Regions from separate parts of the Homo sapiens genome. Here region 1 is linked to region 2. A link is an interaction called in ENCODE POLR2A ChIA-PET data of the cell type or tissue named here. Cell type or tissue: PC-9. All regions are shown on one strand. Links, peaks and the distances in the headings refer to the core of each region. The heading gives the core; the rest is flanking DNA.

Region 1 (10,410 bases), core at 1,451-9,450, 330 kb after region 2:
GGCACAGGCGGCGCTGGGTCTCCAGTCGGCAGAAGCGGTTCTGGTTGGACACCCGGGTGGCCATGCCCAGCCCACAGGTGGTCGAGCAGGGTCCCCAGGCCGTGCTCCATTCTGGGCAGGGGACACCAGGGGGCAGGGAAGAGACAAGGCCAGAAAACTGGGGTCCTAGGGGGGAAAGAACAAGAGTTAGCACTGAGCAGCCAGGGCTCAGCAGCTCAATCAACCCACCTGCCAGCGGCCACGGCAATCTTGGTCAAATGGCTCAGCCTCTCTGCATCTCAGTTTCTTGTTATGTAAATTTCTTAACAGTGGATGGCATTGAATAAAATAATGGGCATGAAGTGCCTAGCACAGTACCTGGTACTTGTAAGATTTCCATAAATATTAGTTATTTGGCAACCAGAGTGTGTTGGTCACGATGGTCCCTCAGTGAACCATGGTTTTCTCGTCTCTTTGGATAAACAGCATTTTACAGGCAGGGGGTGCCCAGCCTGTGTGGAGTGGTGCTTTGGCCCAGTGGCAAGGATGCTAAAGATTCCAGGATTCTTGTGCCAGGAACAAGATGGCAGGTTCACCATGGTCTAGCTTTTTCTCTGCTCCAAGTCTCCCTCTGTGAGTATTTTGGTGTCCTTCCTTCTAGTCTTACACTAGAAGTCCTCAACTAGGGTAATTTTGCCTCCCAGGAAAGGTTTGGCAATATCTGGAGACAGTTTTGGTGATCACAACTGGGGGGATGCTACTGGTATCTAGTGAGTAGAAGTCAGGAATGCTGCTAAGCACCCTGCAGTGCACAGGAAAACCCCCCCAACAAATAATTACTTGCCCCAATTGTCACTAGTGCTGACGTTGAGAAACCCTGATTTCTACCCACATGTGTGTGCTGTGTATGCATGTGTATGTGTAGATATACCTGTATACGTGCATAGGGACACACTTAGTTGAGATCGAGTTGGAAATACACCTTCTTATCCTGCTTTTATCCATAAGGTGAACTCACTGGTGTTTTCCTATGTATTTAAATGGATATATCATATTCCATCACAGGGATAATAACGGCTACCTCTGATATAGTACCATGTGCCAGGCACTGCTACAGCTGCTTAACTTGAACAAACTCAAGTAGTTCTCACAACGCTATGAAGTGGATGCTCTTATTGTCCCCATTTTACAGCTGGAGAAACTGAGACACAGAGAAGTTAAGCAACTTTCTCAGAGTCACACAGCAAAAAGGGGATGGCGGGGCTGTTGCAGATGCCGTGCACCTGACCCATAACACGTGACTACCTCTTGTGGGTGGCAGCAGCATTTATGAAATCAATCCTCCTCTTTTCAGTTGCCTTTTTTAGAAAGTCACATTCATGTGATAATTTTCAAAAAGCAACACAGCAACAACAAAAATCTCTAAAATTGAAGATTTATAGTGGGACGGTGGGAGGTAACTGTCTTTTCTCCATCTCTAGCCCACCCCCGGCCCACATTCCAGAGCAGCCACTTTGCCTCGTTCAGTTTTGAGTTCCTTTTTTAGTAAGCCCAAATAATAATAAATTACTAAATATATTAATATGTATCAATATATTATAAATACGATAATATTATATATTCTAAGAGCTTAGCTCTATTATATCTCTGAAATGTGAGAATTTGGTTCACATACCCTAACCCACCTTTCCTCTCCCGGCTCTGTCACCCAGTTTTTATTTTTAATTATTTATGGTTTTAAATTACACATCTCAAAGGCAGTGGCTTTTTGTTTATTGGTTTTAAAGAGGGAGGCCTGGTGACCCTCCACTCCTCTTTCTTTTTTCCTCTTTTTGAGATGAAGTTTCGTGCTTGTCGGCCAGGCTGGAGTGCAGTGGTGTGATCTGGGCTCACTGCAACCTCTGCCTCCCGGGTTCAAGCGATTCTCCTGCCTCAGCCTCCCAAGTAGCTGGGACTACAGATGCCCGCCACCATGCTAGGCTAATTTTTGAATTTTTAGTAGAGACGGGGTTTTCCTATGTCAGCCAGGCTGGTTTCGAATTCCTAACCTCAGGTGATCCGCCCGTCTTGGCCTCCCAACGTACTGGGATTACAAGGGTGAACCACAGCGCCCGGCCCTCCACTCCTCTTTCTTATCTCCCTCCTCAGCCTCCGCCCCTCCCAGCTTCTGATGTGTCCCTGGGTCCTGGTACCCAGGAAGCCGCCCCCCACCCCACCCCCTAGGTGGCCCTTGGCGCCCCCAGGCAGTCCTGCCCTGACCTGGACCACCGCTGCGCTCACCTTGGGCTGGAAGGGGCTGGGTCCCCAGTCCCCCTCCTTGGCCGCACACCCACTCAGGGCAGCACTTGCCCAGGACCTCGACCCTCCTGGGGTGGGGGCAGTCCCAGCTGGGCAGCCGCACATCCTCGCTGCACAGCGGCACGCAGGTGAAGCCGCCGTCCTCGCAGCGGCAGCGGATGCTGCAGTGGGGCTGGAAGGTCTCCCCTTCCCGATACAGGCGGCCGTTCACCTCACAGCTGCTGTCGTCCTCTGCCACTGCGGAGGAAAAACCGCACCCCCATCGGTGACCCGCAAAGCGGCACAGCCTTCTCTGCAGAGCTGCCCAGATCCCGCTGCCTGAGGCAGCTGCCTCACAGTAGCTGGGCCCTGCCCAGGGCTCCAGCCCAGGATATGCACCTCTCCCCAGCCCTCCACCAGCCTGCTGGGGCACCCTGGATCCCGGCACAGGGATTGCAAGAAGACAGGCCTGGATTGACCCCCCAAACTCTGCCCTTTCTTAGCTGTGAACCTGGGCCAAGTGATTTCACTTCTTCTTGCCTCAGTTTCCACATTTGCAAGCTGGGATATAATGGTACTTATTTTCCAGGGTGGTAGAGACTACTCGGAATGATAGGCGTAATGATCACAACATAAAAGAGACCTTCCATAGGTCCTAGCTACTCTGTTATTATCATTAGTATAGTTACTATATATTAATAAAGTTTAAGTATTCTATACACGCTGAGATTTCATGCAACAAAGTCGTTGTCCACTTGTGCTGTCATCACTGTCAGGTCAGGGCTTAACTTGCTGGCTGTGTGTCTTTGAGTAAGTTACTTAACTTCTCTGAGTGGCCTGAACTACAGCAATGATGAGCTCAGTAATCGTAACTTCAGGTTCCATGGGATGACATGTCCGTACCCTCTAGCACACAGTGCTAGGCATGGCCTAGGTGCTCAGGGAACACTCTTTCAATGAAGCCCTCAAGATATGGGTGTTATTGCCACTTCCTCCACTGGACATGAACTCCTTGAGGGCTGGGGCGGCCAGTGTGCGTCTCTGCACCCTCCGGTGGGCTCAGAGCCTAGGTGCGACACACAGTACTGTAGGAATGCCCCTTCAGTGAATAGCTGGCATAAGCCTTGGCACATGAGAGACCCTGATAAAATAGCCCTACTCCTTATCATTCCAGAGATATTTACTGTTTCCCGCCTGTGTGCCAACCACTGTGCTCCCAGACAGAAAGAGGACAGTTCCTGCCTTGAGGGACTCATGGGCTTGGGAAAGGGGGACGGGTGTGAGGGCATCATCTCCAAGACAGAATGAAGTAAGAGCGCTGGTGAAGCGTGTGAGCTGCTCAGGAAGTGCAGACGGGAAACAGCGTGTGTGTGAGACCTGGGTGGCCACTGAGCTACGTCTGGGGAAAGGACTCATTAGCAAACAAGTTCTCCCAGATCTTCTGAGAAAACCTTCCAGTAGGTCTGTACACACACAGGGGTTTCAGAACCAAAACCACACATACTTAGGTTCCAACTCTGGCTCCCACTTGTGGGGCCTGGGGCAAGTTATTTTGCCTCTCTGAGCCTTGGTACCCGGCTCACAGGGCTGCTGGGGGATTAGATGAGCTAGGGGACTTACAGCATTTTGCCCCAAGCCTGGCACATAGCAGATGCTCAATAAACAGGAGAGGGTTATGCTTCCACGTAGCATCTGCTATGTGCCAGGCTTGGGGCAAAATGCTGTAAGTCCCCTAGCTCATCTAATCCTCCAGCAGGGAAGGCCTTGCTGAGAAATAATGCTGGTAGAGGGAACAGCCAGTGCAAAGGCCCTGAGGCACGAGTGTGCCTGGGGTATTTAAGGAACAGCAAGGGGCCAATGTGGCTGGAGCAGAGAGCAGGAGGAGAGGAGGTCAGAGAGGAAGCATGAACAGGATCCTGTTGGGGCCTTGTAGGCCACTGTGGGGACTTTGGCTTTTCCTCTGAGATGGGAAGCCACCAGAAGGCTTGGGGCAGAGGAGGGAGGTGATCTGGCTTATGACTTCCCAGGAGCTCTCTGACTGCTGTGTTGTGAATAGACCAGGGGCAACGACAGAAGGAGGGAGATGATTATGGGGCTACTGCAAAATCCAGGCCAATGATGACGGGGCTCAGACCAGAAGGGATGGGAGTGTCGGATGCTGGAAATACACGATGAATTTGCTGGTGGGTGGTATGTGGGAGGTGAGAAAAGAGAGATGTCTAGACCGGCTGTGGTGGCTCATACCTATAATCCCAGCACTTAGGGAGGCCGAGGCGGGTGGATCACTTGAGGTCAGGAGTTCCAGACCAGCCTGGCCAACATGGTGAAACCCCGTCTCTACTGAAATACTAAAATACAAAAATTAGCGAGGCATGGTGGTATGTGTCTGTAATCCCAGCTACTTGGGAGGCTGAGGCGTGAGAATCGCTTGAACGCAAGAGATGGGGTTACAGTGAGCTGAGATCCTGCCACTGCACACCAGCCTGGGTGAAAGAGTGAGACTCCATCTCAAAAAAAAAAAAAAAAAAAAGAGAGAGAGATAGAGAGACCTCTAGAACGACTCCCAGGTCTTGAGTCTGAGCCATGAGAAGGATGGAGGTGCTCTCAACAGACTGGGGAGGCCGTTCTGGGGGGCGGAAGATCAGGATCCCGGCATTGGATGCGCTGTTATCACGATGGTGAATCTGCAGCACATCTCACAGCTCAGAGTTGGCCCTTAGAGAAGAGCGTTCAACGAGTAAGTGATGGGAGAGGTTTTTGGCAGTATGTTCCCTGCAAAGCCCTAGACTGAGCCTTTGTGATGTCTTAGCTGGACTCTTTGGGGTTCACCAGTTCCCGGCCTCTAAATTCAGTTTAAATCATTAAACACTGTTGAGCACCCATCATGTTGACAGACCAAGGTGGGAAGTTGCAGGAAGGACCAGGGACCCAAGTACGCCTTTGGCCTGCAGGTGTTTGAAGTCTGAATTAAGATGGAATAAGAAAAATCCCTTAATACAGTTATTAACAATCACAGCCTATGTACTAATCAACTGCTGCATGTCAGGCAGTTGAGCAATGGAGCTTGTGGAGCCAGCTCCCTGAGTTCAAATCTCAGCTCTGCCGCTTATGAGCTGTGTGACCTTGGGCAAGTTGCTTAGCCTCTCTGTACCCCTTTTTTCCATTTATAAGAGAAGGGTACCTACCTCATGTGGTTGTGAGATTAAATGAGTTTATATTTGTGAAACCCTCAGTGTCTTACACGTGGTAAGGGCTGTGCAAGTGTAAAATAAACTCTGTGGGTGCTGTTTACACGTGTCACAGCAAATGTAAATAACAGCTTTGTAAGCGAAGTGTTACTTATCTCAATTGTTCTTCAGATACATTTTCATAAGCAATCATCCCTCAGTCAGTGTAACGAATCACCCTCCTTATCCTTACAGTACTTGTAAATAAAGCATTTCACATGGAGTTATTACTTTTTTTTTTTTTTTTTTTTTTTTTTGGAGATAGGGTTTGGTCTGTTGCCCGGGCTGGAATGTAGTGGCGCAACCATGGCTCACTGCAGCCTCAAACACCCAGGCTCAAGCGAGCCTCTCACCTCAGCCTCTCAAGTAGCTGGGACCACAGGCATGTGCCACCACACCCGGCTAATTTTTTTTTTTTTTTTTTGATAGAGAGAGGATCTTACTATGTTGCCAAGGCTGGACTAGAACTCCTGGGCTCAAGTGGTCGTCCCGCCTCAGTCTCCCAAACTGATAGGATTATAGGCATGAGTCACTGTGCCTGGCCTGTTGTTTTTTAACAAGGCTTTTCCTACAGATGAATTCATTATCAATGATTCATGAGCTTCTCTCTCTCTCTCTTTCGTTCTTATTTTTATAAAAGTGTGACATGCACATAGATGAAAGAGGCAAATTGTTCTACAAGGCTTATTATTAAAAAAGAAAAAAGAAGAACAATCTCTTGCCTCTTTGCATTTCTCTAAAGTGATGGTTCCCAACTGGAGATTTTGCCCCCTGGGGAAATTTGGCACTGTCTGAAGACAGACTGTCATGACTTGGGGGATGGGGAGTGCTGCTGGCATACAGTGGGTGGAGTTCGGGGATGCTGCTAGAAGTCTTACCATGCACAGGACAGCCCTCCCACAACAACTAATTCTCTGGCACCCAGTCACTGGAGCCAGCTTGCAAAGCCCTGCCCCGAAGCATCAGAGAATACCAAGGCCTAGAAGAGTGGTGAGGAATGTCACATGCTCGGGTGACTGCTGAATACATGGCAAACCCAGGATCCCAGCAGTGCTCCGAGGGCCCCCACTATGGGAGAAGACAGAATAAACTGTTCCTTAGAGCCCGTTGGATCTGGTCCCGTGCCGTGTGACATGAAGCATGTCCCTTAATGCTGGTGAACCTGTTTCCTCATTCATAAAATAGGTCTGAAAGTACTTCCCATCATAGGGTTATTGTGAGGATGATGTGACTTGTGTAGTAAGTGCTTAGCACAGTTCTGGACACATATTATGCCCTAAAAGGTTGCACTTTTATTTTCCCCAAAGTGTTGTAAGGATCCTGAGAAGGGAGTGGTGGCATCTGGTTTGAAGAATCTGGGGGGGCTTCTCAGGGGAGAAGCTGTTTGAACTTGGCTTTGAAAGTTGGCAATGATTTGGACAGGTAGGGATGGGGAAAGGTTATTGGGGTAGTGAGATGGTTTAAGCAGAGGCCAAGAAGGGAGAGGAGGGAGTGGGGAGTGGGCTTTGGGACACCAAGTTCAGCTGGAATGGATGGGATACCTGAAGTGAGCACCCAAGGAGGTAGAGAGAGGAGGGCTGCACTTTGATCCAGGACACCACGGCCTTGACCTCCCGCTCACACCCGCCCCCACTCAGTCCTGCAAACCTGCTTACAGAGGCACAGGGCCCCCCGGCCACCGGGTCCTGCCCCGGGCTGGCAGACCAGGCCCTGGCTGGCGTCGCAGACGTGGAGTTGGTCGCAGGGCTCCCCCAGCCGCCGTGCACATACCCGGCAGCAGCCACAGCCATCCAGCACCAGGGGTACTCCCAGCGGGCATCGGGGAGGTGGCCAGGGGCAGGTACATGGTGTCGGGCACAGCTGGGTACGCACCTGAAGAGACAGAGACCTCACTCAGCCACGGGCTTTCGAGGTGGGCAGTGAGACCCTCACAACCAGCCACTTCTCTGCCAGGCTGGGTAGTGTGGTGTCCACACCTTAGCCTCAGAGCCATGCAGACCTGGCCTCAAAGGCCAGTAGTCCCACAACATGCCCTAAGAGGCAGTATGGCATGTAGTTATGGGCAAGGACTCTGGACTAGAGTTCCAGTTCTTTATTTTTTATTTTTATTTTTGGAGTCAGAGTCTGGCTCTGTTGCCCAGGCTGGAGTGCAGTGGCGCGATCCCAGCCTCACTTCAACCTCCACCTCCTGGGTTCAAGCGACTCTCGTGCCTCAGCCTCCCGAGTAGCTGGGACTACAGGCGCCCACCACCATGCCTGGCAATTTTTGTATTTTTAATAGAGATGGGGTTTCACCATGTTACCCAGGCTGGTCTTGAAATCCTGAGCTCAGGCAATCCGCCCGCCTCGGCCTCCCAAAGTGCTGGGATTATAGGCATGAGCCACTGCACCTGGCTAGACTTCCAGTTCTAATTCTGCCCCTTATTAGCTGAGTGACCTTGAGGAAGTTACTTAAGCATTCTGAGCCTCAGTTTCCTCAAAGTATCTAACTCAGAGGATTGCTCTGAGGAGTACATGAAATGCTGCACAGCAAACCCTCAGCACAGGGCCTGGCATGCAGTAGGCGCTCACTGCACTTAGCTTTGATGATCCTTGTTGTTAATGGTGGCAGAGGGCTCAGCCCCAGCCCTCTGGGAGCTTACAGAAAGGCAAAAGCAACAAGTCAAGGATGAAAATGGTAGGGTCTGGTACATTTTCCAGCATACGGATACTTATCTTAGGACTGAATAAATTGAACCATATCATGGATGTTTTTGGCCTTTCGATCCATTCAGCATGTGTCCCAGCTCTGGAGGTACATCACATCAGCCAGGAGACTTGGGAAAATACAGACCCCCAACCCACTCTGGGGCTTACAAAATCAGAAGTCCCAGAGTCAGGGACCTGGAATCTTTATTTTTAATAAGCTGTCCAGTGGCTTCTGAAGCTCAGCTAGGTTTTCAGCACCTCTGCCCCAGTCTAACCTCCTCCCCCTGCCAGGTACGGATGGGGAAACTGAGCTCCAGAGAGGGACAGGAACTTAGCACACGTCAGTGTGTTCGATTCAGGGCTGGGAGCGTCCCCGGTCCTGCTTCCCAAGTGAGGACTCAGGGACACGGGATGGGGGTAGACTGTGTCCGTAAGCCAGGGACCCACTCCCCAGAGACAGGATCAGGGTATCAGCCCATGTGGCCTGCCTGACCCTCGCCACCCACATCAGAGAAACAACCAAAGCATACAGCAGGTGCCGTGAGCTCCCTGTCTGCCCATTTGAAGGTGGGGACCAAGAAGGAAGTATAATTCAAGATGCTTCCAGTGGCCCCATCTTTGGGGGGCCAAGTTTGAGTTTAGTAGGATCCTTAGGGGATGAGGGTTTCATCTAGAGGAATGGAGGCTTGCAGTTTATAATGATGGAATTAATGACCTCATATCTCCTGTGCAGCCCCAAAGCAGGCAATGACCCCTTTGCTCTGCCTCACCCTCTGCCCCGCCCAGTGCCCCCACTACCCACAATCCTGCAAACCTGCTTTCAGTTCCCGGCAACTCCCACGCCGGCCACTAGGAGCCATTGCAAACTGGCTGACCAGCCTCTGGTGGGGGCCACAAAGTAGGAGGCGATCACAGCCCCCACTGAGACAGCACTGAGTAGCAGATGGACACACGGAGCTAGGTGTCTGGCTGCCTCACAAGGGAGTGGATCCCATCGCTGCAGGCTGTTCAGATTCTAGAGACGATGGCCTAGCCTCGCCCCTCAAGGTGTGGTCTGAACTAGCAGCAGCAGCGTCATCTAGGAGCTTGTCAGAGAGGCAGCATCTGGAGCCCCTCTATAAATCCGAAGCTGAATTTTTATATAATAAATCCGAATCTGCATTTTCTTTTCTTTTTCTTTCTTTTTTTTTTTTTTCTTTTTTGAGATGGAGTCTTGCTCTGTCACCTAGGCTGGAGTGCAGTGGCACGATCTCGACTCACTGCAACCTTCGCCTCCCAGGTTCAAGCAATTCTTGGGAGGCCTCAGCCTCCCAAGTAGCTAGGATTACAGGTGCATGCCACCATGCCCAGCTAATTTTTTGTATTTTTAGTAGAGACGGGGTTTCACCATGCTGGCCAGGCTGGTCTCAAACTCCTGACCTCATGATCCACCCACCTCGGCCTCCCAAAGTGCTGGGATTACAGGCATGAGCCACCACGCCCAGCCCGAATCTGCATTTTCATAAATCCACAGGTGATTCACATAGAAACGGTCTAGGCTTTTGGGTTCCCTTCTAAGTCAGAGGTTCAGCTCCCTTGGCTTGTGGGCAATGGAGGGAGGACTGTCAGAAATGACTCTCAGGTCCCTCCCACCTGAAAACAGGAGTGCCAGGAAATAGACCAGCAGCTGTGCACCTTGGCTCCCACTGTGGACCCCTCTACTGGCCATGCTTGTCAGGGGGCAGGACTCTGTAGGCCCCGATACCCAGGAGAGGCTATTAATGATATCAACTATTCTAGTGTACAATTATCTCATGTGATACCATATGTATGTCATGTGCCAAGTGCTGTTGTCTCATTTACCCCTCCAATGTGAGGTGCCATCATTATGCCCATTTTAAAGATGAGAAAACTGGAGCTCAAACCGTGTAGTAACACAGCCAGTAAGAGACAGAATCAGGATTGACATCCAAGTTCAAGTTGACATCCAAGGCCCAAACTCAAGTTGTCCCATTGTGCCTCAGTTTCCCCAGGGCCTTGCTGTGATATCTGGTGGTGGGGGGCAAGGCTCATGATATCTGGGGCAGGAGTACTGGGCATGGAGTTTTTTGGGCAAGAGTTGAGATTCAAGTTCTGCCAGTGACTTGCTACGTGACTGAACATGTGGACAAACGGCTTTGGAAGGTGGAGGTGAAGCTCAGTTTTCTCCTCTGTAAACTGGAGTAGAGACAACCTGTTTCTGAGTGATGATGGAGATTAA
Region 2 (10,410 bases), core at 744-8,743:
AGGCTGGTCTCAAACTCCTGGGCTCGAGGGATCCTCCCGCTTTGGCCTCTCAAAGTGCTAGGATTACAGATGTGAGCCCCGCACCTGGCCAGGAGTCTGCACTTTTAATGAAATGTCACCCAACATCTACTACTATTGGCTAAGTGCTTTCACACTCATTTTCTCAGCTAAACAGAGAGAGAATGAAGCACGGACAGCAGTAAAGCCTATATGCGGGGCAGCATTAGCATACAGAGAACCCACGATTTAGTCACTTGCCTTGGTAACAATGAACTGGCAAATTTTCCTAAACCCAAGTTACCATAGTACTAAGTAGTTAGGGGAAAGAGATGGTGGCTTTCTCTATCTGCAAAACGGAAAATCCAGACAATCCCAACTAACTTTTGCTAAAGTTCCTGTGAGAAGTAATCAAAATTTCATGGATAGAGGTTCCCTGGGGACAAATTTTGGCTGAAAAAAAAAACAAAAAACAAAAAAAAACTACTATCTTTACACACAGCTTTGAGCAATGATTTGAACTACTTCCAACTTGTGGAATTCCCTCTTCTCAGAAATGACTGCAGGTAGTCAAGCAAATGTGAGATGATGCCTCTTGTTGGAAATATAGCAAGAGCTGGAAAATATGTCCTTTAAGACCCTTTTCAATTCTGAAAGTTTATCATTCTCTGATACAGTGTTGGAACAGATGATTGAGAGAGACAATGGCTTCTAGGAATTCAAGACATGCCCATCTGTCACCTGTGCTTACAGTGAAGCCACACAGAAGTTAACTATGGAACAGTCCTTCCTAGGGCCTAAGGTGCTAGGATACTTATTGCAGTTCTTAGGCTCCATTTCTGAGCCAGTCTGGACTCAGCTCTTTTTCTCACCATGTAGTTGAGATTAAAATTATCCTGTAGTTTAATATCAGAGAATAAATGGCCACAAGAATGAACGCTAAAGAAGAAGCCTGCCAAGCAGCCATGGATCAAGCAGTCTCCGAACCAAACAAAGGAAATGAAAAACAGTCTCAGGCTCACACAGGCTGATACTGTTTTAAGCAACCTCTTGAGGTCAAAAACCGCAGGCATTTAAGTCCTGCTCTCAAAGCCATTTCAATAACTGAGTTAAAAACCCAGCTCAAATCAGCTAGCACGATCCACCAGCAGAACCAGGCTACTGTGGTTCTGAGACAAAGATGACATTCATTTACCATGTGGTTTCTCAGAAAGCGTATCTACACAGCAGGTTTCCCTGGCAATTTTGGATACATATGTCTTTTCCAGACTGCTGTTCTTGGCTAGTTTTCTGAAAGAAAAGAGCACAAAATCTCATTATATTCCAAAGCACAAATAAATTCAGTCTCAACATACTTTAAACCAAGCTTTACAGGAAAAATAAGAAGTTGAAACAAAAATAGTGTACCCTGTCAAGAACAATTTAGGATAGTCTTCTCACCAGAAACTGCTCGACAGGACTACTTCAGTAAAAAGCCATTAACAGGCAGTGCTGTTGACCTTGGCTAGCTACTGGGCATTCACATGGCACTGCCGGGTCAGAAACCTAAACACCAAACATAGTCTCCATTCATCTTTCTTCTAGCACAGAAGAAAAGAAACTCATCAGAAAAAGTTTAAAAAGCAGAGCATGGAGATTGTCCAGAAAGGTGGTGGCAAGAGTCTGAGAGCGCAGGTGCTGATGGTTAAAACCCCAGCTTAATTCACACACTCAACAGGCAAAAAAATGCAACAATAAAAACAATCACAAAGACTCAATCCCCAAACCTCCTGTTGACAAGAAAAAAGCCTGGCTTAATATATTAGAACGACCTGAAAACAACCCAACTCCAACCAAAAAAGCCCCAAATGTTAAATGCCAAGTAAAAAGAGGATGATTAAATCAATCAAAAGAATGTAATGTGATGGGCTACTATGTGACCCTTAAAAATGATTTCACAAGTGTTTTTAATGATATGAGAAAATGTTTAAGATATGTTAAGTGAAAAAAAATCAAGATTTATTATGCATGCAGAATGATCTCAGCTGTGTAAAATAATATCTAAGTATTAAAAAACTGGAAGGAAATGTTAAAATGTAATTATTATTGCTGGGGGGGGTGGAAGAGTTGTAAGAGACATTTTCTTCTTTAAGCTTTTCTTCAGTCTCTAAACTTTCTATAATGAGTGTGTTTTTACAACTAGAAGGTTAACAAAATAGCATTGTAACATTATAGAAGAGCAAACCAACACCAAAAAAGAAGAAAATAATAACATTTATTAAGTGCTTATTGCAGGCCAGCAGTAAGGACCATTGTCCTAAAGGTGCTTTACGTGCATTACAGGTTTAGTATCCCTTATCCAAGATGCCTGGGACCAGAAGTGTTTTGGATTTTGGATTTTTGGATTTGGGATTACGCAACCTGCATCTCATTTGATACTCACGACAGCCCTATGAAAGAGGTATGACTTTACCATGTTTGACAGATAAGACAATCAAGGGTTAGACAGGTGGCATAATAGGTGGAGAAGATAGGCTATGAGCCCTAACAGAATAACTCCAGTGGTTTTAACCACTATATGCCTCTCAACCACAATGGCATAATCTGTCTCCCTGCCTGCAAGCCTGACCTAAACATAAGCCTCAATGACAAAATCTACTTTAGAAGGCACTATAATAATTTAGGATAGTGTGACTGCCAAGGTACTAAGATACTCAGATAAATATTCAAAAGAGGAACTAAAACACCTCTAATGAAGCTATAAAAAGAATCCATGTGATAGAGCAATGCATCGCTGCAGTTGAAAACATACCAGCACAACAAATCAACCCACAGCTAAATCCCACTATACAAGAGAAGCTAGTAATAACTGTCAAAGAAAGACCCCTGGTAACCACTTATTGAACTACCATGAAAAAAGGAACTCACTAAAAGATACAATAACAATGAGCTAGACAGTAAGGATTTGAATTTGTCTCCCAAAAAGCCCCCTAGCAACAAGAGGCCTGGACCATCAAAGGCTAGAGAAAAGAAAGAAACTAAAGAGAAAAATAAAAAGCATTGTACTTGATGCCAAATTATATAAAATACAACCAGCACAGAAGGACCACCTTACTTTTCTTTCAGTCTAGCACTAAAGGCCTTTTGGTTAGAAACAATCAATTTTGCTTGGCAAAAAAAGGATCAAGACATAGAAGTACTTTGGATCAAATTCTGTAGAATCAGCCTATTTGAGATGCATTAAGGTTAATGCCAAAACCAATACGGTGTTCTGTTCACAGTTTCTTTCTAGAGGTTTTAAAAGCCGAAAAACATTAAAACTCAGAGTTTGAAGTGGAAAGTTTCTATCTGTAAAAACAAGCCACTTTTAGGTACTATAAGCTATTAAGATTTGGTAATTCTAAATTAATTATGTATTTTTTAAACCCTTGGTTGTTAGAAAAATATAAAGCTCGATTGCTACCTTACTCTTAACACCAAGACAAATACATGATAGATTAAATATTGAGAAAGAAAAAATAATAAAACATTCTAAAACAAAGTAAGGGTTAATATTTTTGTAATCTTAGAATGTGAAAAACTTTCCCAAAGATGACATAAAATTCCAGAAACCACAAGAAAAAGCTAATAAATCAAAATATATAAAAATTTAAATGTCTGAAGTTAGATACCATATACAAAGCTTTAAAAGATATTCTAGCAGAATATCTTTACCACATATGTTAAAAGGTTCATAACCTGACTTGATAGCTGAAGAAGTCTTTAAAATCAATAAAGAAAATAAGAATTCCATGGAAAATTCAGTAAATAATATAAAGCAACAATTCACATACCAAAAACGATAGGGAAATTTAACAATATGTATCAAAATTTCAAATTTGTGAACAGTTTGACCCAATAATTCTACTGCAGGAATTAATTCTAAGGGCGTACCATGCAAAGATGTTATTAAAGCAATATTTATTAATATTAAAAAGCTGAAGGCTACCTAAATGACCATCAGCTGGAGACTGGTTAAATCAGAGATCACAAACACAAATGTTTTGAGAGACTGGCAAAGACAACAGAAATAAACTCAACAGTCTGCTCATAAAACAAAAACAGGAAGTGATGGGGTCTGTGAAGAGCTGGAGAACTCAGACCCATTTCAGTAGTTCAAAGTATAAAAATTACATGTGCCACAGGCCAAACTGGCTCCCCCTTTCCCAGTCCCCACACACCCCCAGAGTGAGATGTGTAATCTGTAGCCATGGCACGAGCACTGCTGACTGTTCTCTCTGCAGCCAGCCTAGGAAGATCCCCTTACTCTGAATGCTCGTCTGTTCTATCACATTTGAGTAGATACAAAGGAGCTCATTGATGTGGCCAAACGGATTCTCAGGATTAACAAAACCTTAAAGGTCATCTAGTCTAACTTGAAGCTTTCCTTGAGGCTGCAGTCATTCAGACGTTTAGGCCCAGGTGAACAGTGTAGAGAGGGGAGGGGAAGGAAGTGGAAAGTGATGGAGTACAAAGCCAGAAGTCAGGGAATGAGGACTACACTTGGCTTTCCTGTGGGATTTTCATTTTCCACAACAACAAAATTGAGATGGGAGGAGAAGTGGTGAGAATTCTTAAAAAGCTGAAATCCTGTGCATCACATATTTTCTGTATCACTGTACGTAAAACTCCATTAACCGAATACCAGGAACTCAAGCATTATTCTAATATGAAGTGCTGAATTCACAGTACCATTGTTAAACATCCGTTTAGCAATGAACTCTGGGCAGCTGTTACCCTCACTGACCAAGCTGGCAAAGGGAAGAGTTCCACAGATAATGTGACAGATTGTATATGGTATTTTTACTGCAAGATCTTAATTCATCCCAGGAACTGTTTTAAAAGAATAGTTGTAGTTTATAATTGCAGTCTCAGCAGCACTTCCAAAAGTGGAAAACCTCCACTTGAAATTGGAATGGAACATTTCTTCCCAATGTGTGAAAATAACTTTATGCTTGGTCCTGCATATCTAGGAATAAGAGCACTTGGGAGGGGGTAGAAAATTTCCTGACTTTACCTCATTTTTAATAGCACTACATTAAGATTTATTAAACTAGATGCATCCATGTCTAAAGAACAGTTTTTGCTGTGTATTTTCTCCTAAGTAAAGGGCAAATGGAAGTGACTAGTGGGTCTATAAAGTAGATTCAAGTTTGCTCTCCCTCCAGCTGCTGGCCACCCTCTGATCCAATGCTCTGCAATGTGAACTCTGCTTGATGAAAGGGTACCCTCGGCAGCTGATGGATCCCATACAGCTCTCTCTGTCTCTCTCTGTCTCTTTCATACATACGCACATACATTTACTTGAGCTATTTTACATTAACAAATGTACCATCAGGAAAAAACTGTTTTGAAAAAAAAAACATCAATGTGGGAACTGTCCAGGACCTATAGCCTCCAGGCAGGCACAGAAGGGAAGCAATCAGAGAAAACACAAAAGGTCTATCAGTGTTTTAGTGAGTATCCTTGATATTTAAACCCTAGGAACAAGAAAGTCATAACAGAATTAAGCTCACCCTAGGAACAAGAAAGTCATAACAGAATTAAGCTCATCTTAGGTATAAAATAAATATCATGGCTGGGCATGGTGGCTCACGCCTGTAATTCCAGCACTTTGGGAGGCCGAGGCGGATGGATCACCTGAGGTCAGGAGTTCGAGGCCAGCCTGGCCAACATGGTGAAACCCCGTCTCTACTAAAAATACAAAAATTAGCCGGGCATGGTGGCGGGAGGCTGAGGCAGGAGAACCACCTGAACGCAGGAGGCAGAGGTTGCAGTGAGCCAAGACCACGCCACTGCACTCCAGCCTGGGCAACAGAGCAACACTCCGTCTCAAAAAAAAAAAATCACAAAGCAAACAATGTGTGAACTAGCAGGGCCTGCAACAAAAGTGTGAAATAAGTGTAGGTCTTCCTCTTACCTTCCTTTTTTAGGGCAGCCCACCTCAGTATCTTTCCCTTTTCCAGTAGTTCATCCATGTCTCCCACCCTAAGTGTTACACATGTAAATAAAATTTACTGAATGCCTACTCTGTGTCAGATACTCTGCTAAGCACTTTAAAAGCATTTTTAAATTAATCTTCTCAATAACTCAGAAGTAAATATGATTAGTATCTTCATTTTAGGTTGGGTGAGAAGCCTAGAGTTACTGGTCCCATAAATAATGAAACCAGCAATGGATCCAAGTCTATCTGCTCTTGGTCAGTATATCAGACTGCCTTCTATGCTCATGTTGGCGTCCTGGGTGTCCTAAGCATTTCTCTGCTTTTAAAAGAACAGGAAAAGAACCTTATATATACTGAGCATCTTTTACACACTTTACACAAGCTCTTTATTTTAGGCTCACATGATCCCTATGAGAGAGACGCATTAGCTGCATTTTTTAAATTGGCAAACAAAGACCAAGAGAGTTTGAGGGCTCTTGAAGGCTTAATCTTACCTTTAGCAGACAAAGAAACAGAGTCCCAGAAAGGTTAGGTGGCTTACTTAAGGACACAAAGCTAGTTACAGTCAGAGCTGAGACCTGATTCCCAACCCACTGCTCTTCTTCACTATAAATAAGCCATCACTCTAAAAGGAACCCACATATTAATAATAGATTAGGAATGCCAGGCACTTTGCTAAATGCTTTATGCTTTATCCAATTCGATCAAGGGAATTCCCAACACTGTATTTCCAATCAATGTTTTTTACTACAGTTTTACCAAAGAAGCAGGGAAGAAATCTAAATTCCACATCTATGAAATTATAGTCCAATTAACATATTCCTATACACATAGATGAATGGATATTACAAAAAGAAAATCTGAAGAAATTTAAAAAGATTTCCAAAGAGTGCACAATGGGCCCAAATAACATAATCAAATAACACATTCTGAGCACCTGCATGCTATGGCAATTCGCTAAGGGCTGCACATGTTAGAGAAAGAAAAGATGCAGCATCTGAATTAGATGAATGTTTACCATCGGCACATATATAACCATTCTCACACAAACAAACGTGCGTTATTCTGAGAAAAATAATGGTCTATCTTTTATTAATCATGCACCAAGGGTGGGACAGGTCACCTAGCATCTCTTGTCACCTAGCGCCTCAAAGCCTCTCTGTCAAATAAGTGGGAATAAGATCTATAAGATCTACCATGTGAGGATATTATGAAAAGAAGATGGTATAAAACATTTACAGGGACCTAACACACAACAAGCATTCAATAACTGCTATTTTCATCATTTCCTTGTCAAAATCCAAAATGTAGTTAGTCTTAAGAGACCAAGTGTGTCTGCCAATAAAATTTAAAATTAGACAAGATAATGAGCAACCAATATGAAGATTACTAAAAATATTCATTATCTAACACTGGAGTAAGAAAAGCAAATTAGGCTGGGCGTGGTAGCTCACACCTGTAATCCCAGCACTTTGGGAGGCCGAGGCGGGCAGATCACGAGGTCAGGAGTTCAAGACCAGCCTGGCCAACATGGTGAAACCCTGTCTCTACTAAAAATACAAAAATTAGCCAGATGTGGTGGCAGGTGCCTGTAATCCCAGCTACTCAGGAGGCTGAGGCAGGAGAATTGCTTGAATCCAGGAGGCGGAGGTTGCAGTGAGCCGAGATCACGCCACTGCACTCCAGCCTAGGTGACAGAGCAAGGCTTCATCTCGGAAAAAAAATAAATAAATAAATTTAAAAAAAAAAAGAAAAGCAAATTAGCAGAAAAGCCCATACTGATTAGACAATAGATAACAGAGTAGAAGAGAAGAAAAATTCAGGAACAAGTGCCTGAATGAGACTGACAAGCACACTGTGACAGAGATATAACCAGAAAATATATCAAATATTTCCTGTATCCATTAAGATTCCTCCACAATAGATACCTTTGTTTTCAGAGGTTATATTTGCTTTTTTTTTTTTTTCCTTTTAGTTTTGAGATAGGGTCTCATTCTGTTACCCAGGCTACAGTGCAGTGCCACAGTCATGGCTTGCTGCAGCCTCAACTTCCTGGGCTCAAACGATCCTTCTGCCTCAGCCTCCTGAGTAGCTGGGACTACAGGTACGCACCACCACACTTAGCCAATTTTTCTTTTTTTTTTTTTTGTAGATACAGGGTATTGCTATGTAGCCCAAGCTAGTCATGAACTCCTGACCTCAAGCAATCCTCCTGCCTTGGCCTCCCAAAGGGCTGGGATTGCACCTGGCGAAAACCAAAAATGTTCTTAAAATAATAATGCCTTTTTAGTTAGAATGACATTTTCTGGCTAGGTGCGGTGGCTCAGGCCTATAATCCCAGCACTTTGGGAGGCGGAGGCAGGCGGATCACCTGAGGTCAGGAGTTTGTGACTGGCCCGGCCAACATGGTGAAACCCCATCTCTACTAAAAATACAAAAATTAGCCAGGCATGGTGGCATGCACCTGTAATGTCAGCTACTCAGCAGGCTGAGGCAGGAGAATCATTTGAACCCGGGAGGCAGAGGTTGCAGTGAGCCGAGATTGGGCCACTGCACTCCAGCCTGGGCGACAGAGCGAGACTCCTTCTCAAAAAAACAAACGAACAAACAAAAAAAAAAGACACTTTCTGACAATAGCAAAATTACTGTACAACCCATAATTAGAAAGTAAATAAGAAAGAACAGCAAAAGAAAGTACAAATTAAATTGCTCCAATAAGAATTGTTTGCATAAACAATTAATGAAATACAAAGCTTGTCAATCTGCATTGTGTTCTCAATAAGCATGAAAAAAAACACTGTGAGTTAATAATAAATACTCCTCTAATGTCACGAAATTCCCAGGAAGATGCAATAAACCTGAAATCATTCTTCCTGGTTACTGTAGTCCCTATCACATGTTATTTGAAAGAAGATTCTTTTTCCTGGTTTATAACATTGGGTATTTAATATGTAAGCATAGTTTTTGTTTTTGTTTTCATGTGAGAAAACACACACACTTATGAATTAACGCAGACAGGAAGCCACTTAGGGGTCTGGGTTCCAGACCTGATTCTGGCACCAAGTAGGAAAGATGCCTTTGTAAAATGTCTCTGGGCTCCAGTTCCTCAAACTATAAGAGGATAAGAAACCCCACCCTGCTACCTCACAGAAACACTGTAAGCATTGCCAAACAAAAGAACAAACTATGAATGCATCTTTAACTATATTAAATGCTACCTAGATCTAAAGTGATAATGTTACTATCATCAGCAAACGGAGTCATACCAGAAATCCAGGCTTAACTGCTCCTTTGTCTTCCTCACTTCTGAATTATTTGTCATCATTCAAAGAGTTAATTTTTTTATAATAGTAAAATAAAATGTGAAATAAAAATAAGTGATAATACTTAATACACAATGAACCGAAAATAAACATCAACGGCCTTATAATTCTTGGCTAATAAAATTCTACCAAAGTTTTGAAAGTAAACTTAGTTCAAATAACCCAATGTATATTTCATTTGATCCTTTCTCCAACTCTGTGGGAAAAGCAGGATAGGTACTATTATGTTTAATTTTTACAGATCACAAACTAAAATTCAAAGAGGAGGGTGACTCACCCAAGGTCCCAGCTAAAGCCTGGGCCATTCACCCTTCTTCTTATGTAATGTAATGTTCATTCTACTGGTCTGTGTTACAAGTTTTCCCTATTTTCAAACAAACTCACTTCACACAATGTCAAATTTCTAAAGTGATTCAGTAACTTTTTTCTTTTTTTTGAGACACGATCTTGCTCTGTTGCCCAGACTGGAGTGTAGTGGCACAATCACGGCTCACTGCAAACCATATACTCCCGGGTTCAAGCAAGCCTCCCACCTCAACCACCTGAGTAGCTGGGACCACAGGCACATGCCACCCTACCTGGCTTTTTAAAATGTGCTTTTATTTTTTGTAGAGATGGGGTCTCACTATGTTGCCCAGACTGGCCTTGAACTCCTGGGCTCAAGCGATCCTGCAACCTCAGCCTCCCAAAAAGCTGGGATTATAGGCATGAGCCACTGGTTCGGTAATTTTATCATTCACCCGGCCTGGTTCAATAATTTTATCATTCATTTTACATAGCCAGCAAGCTCTGCCTTAAGCAAATGCCACACAGGAGATTGTGCACTCAAGAAGTGAAAGGGCGGCATCTATTGGTAGAAGTGTGTTACTGTAAGGGAAGTAGTTTCAGAGCTTCAAGATTTGAAAATTTCCGTTAACCTCAACAGTTCATGATTTGAGAGGTGGGTAGAAAGAAACACTGTATTATTGTATAGAGATGTAAGGAAAAGAAAGGAAGAAAGCATTAGGAAGTTCTAAAATTGATACCTATGATCACTTTGGTAATCAATTTCCAAGCAGTAATAGTTTTAATTCCTTTGTTTTAGAGTAGTTTTAGATCAGTCCCTCTGGGAGCAAGTATTCTTTGGGA

Evidence for each region. Peaks named below come from ENCODE experiments on the same cell type or tissue, not always from the same donor. Only the 100,000 strongest peaks of a DNase experiment are listed, where the experiment ranks them.
Region 1: POLR2A ChIA-PET joins it to region 2 with 25 read pairs; 3 of 35 experiments call an interaction of 5 or more read pairs at or near these places.

The regions. Positions count from the first base shown.
Region 1 is chr20:44,716,842-44,727,251 of GRCh38, reverse strand. It overlaps CCN5 (cellular communication network factor 5), which reads right to left. Exons shown (of 4, transcript NM_003881.4): 2 at 7,139-7,355; 3 at 2,260-2,514; 4 at 1-165. The region is part of intron 3 of KCNK15-AS1 (KCNK15 and WISP2 antisense RNA 1); the gene reads left to right. Among named protein-coding and RNA genes, the nearest start is that of CCN5, 6.7 kb to the right of the region's middle. RefSeq lists an enhancer at 18-543. In PC-9, for the core only: a CTCF peak has its summit at 9,072; DNase peaks (open chromatin) are centred at 6,051 and 6,381; H3K27ac peaks cover 1,748 bases.
Region 2 is chr20:45,043,963-45,054,372 of GRCh38, reverse strand. The region is part of intron 10 of STK4 (serine/threonine kinase 4); the gene reads right to left. Among named protein-coding and RNA genes, the nearest start is that of KCNS1, 52 kb to the left of the region's middle. RefSeq lists a silencer at 2,474-2,543. In PC-9, for the core only: no CTCF peak of the experiment used is centred there; no DNase peak of the experiment used is centred there.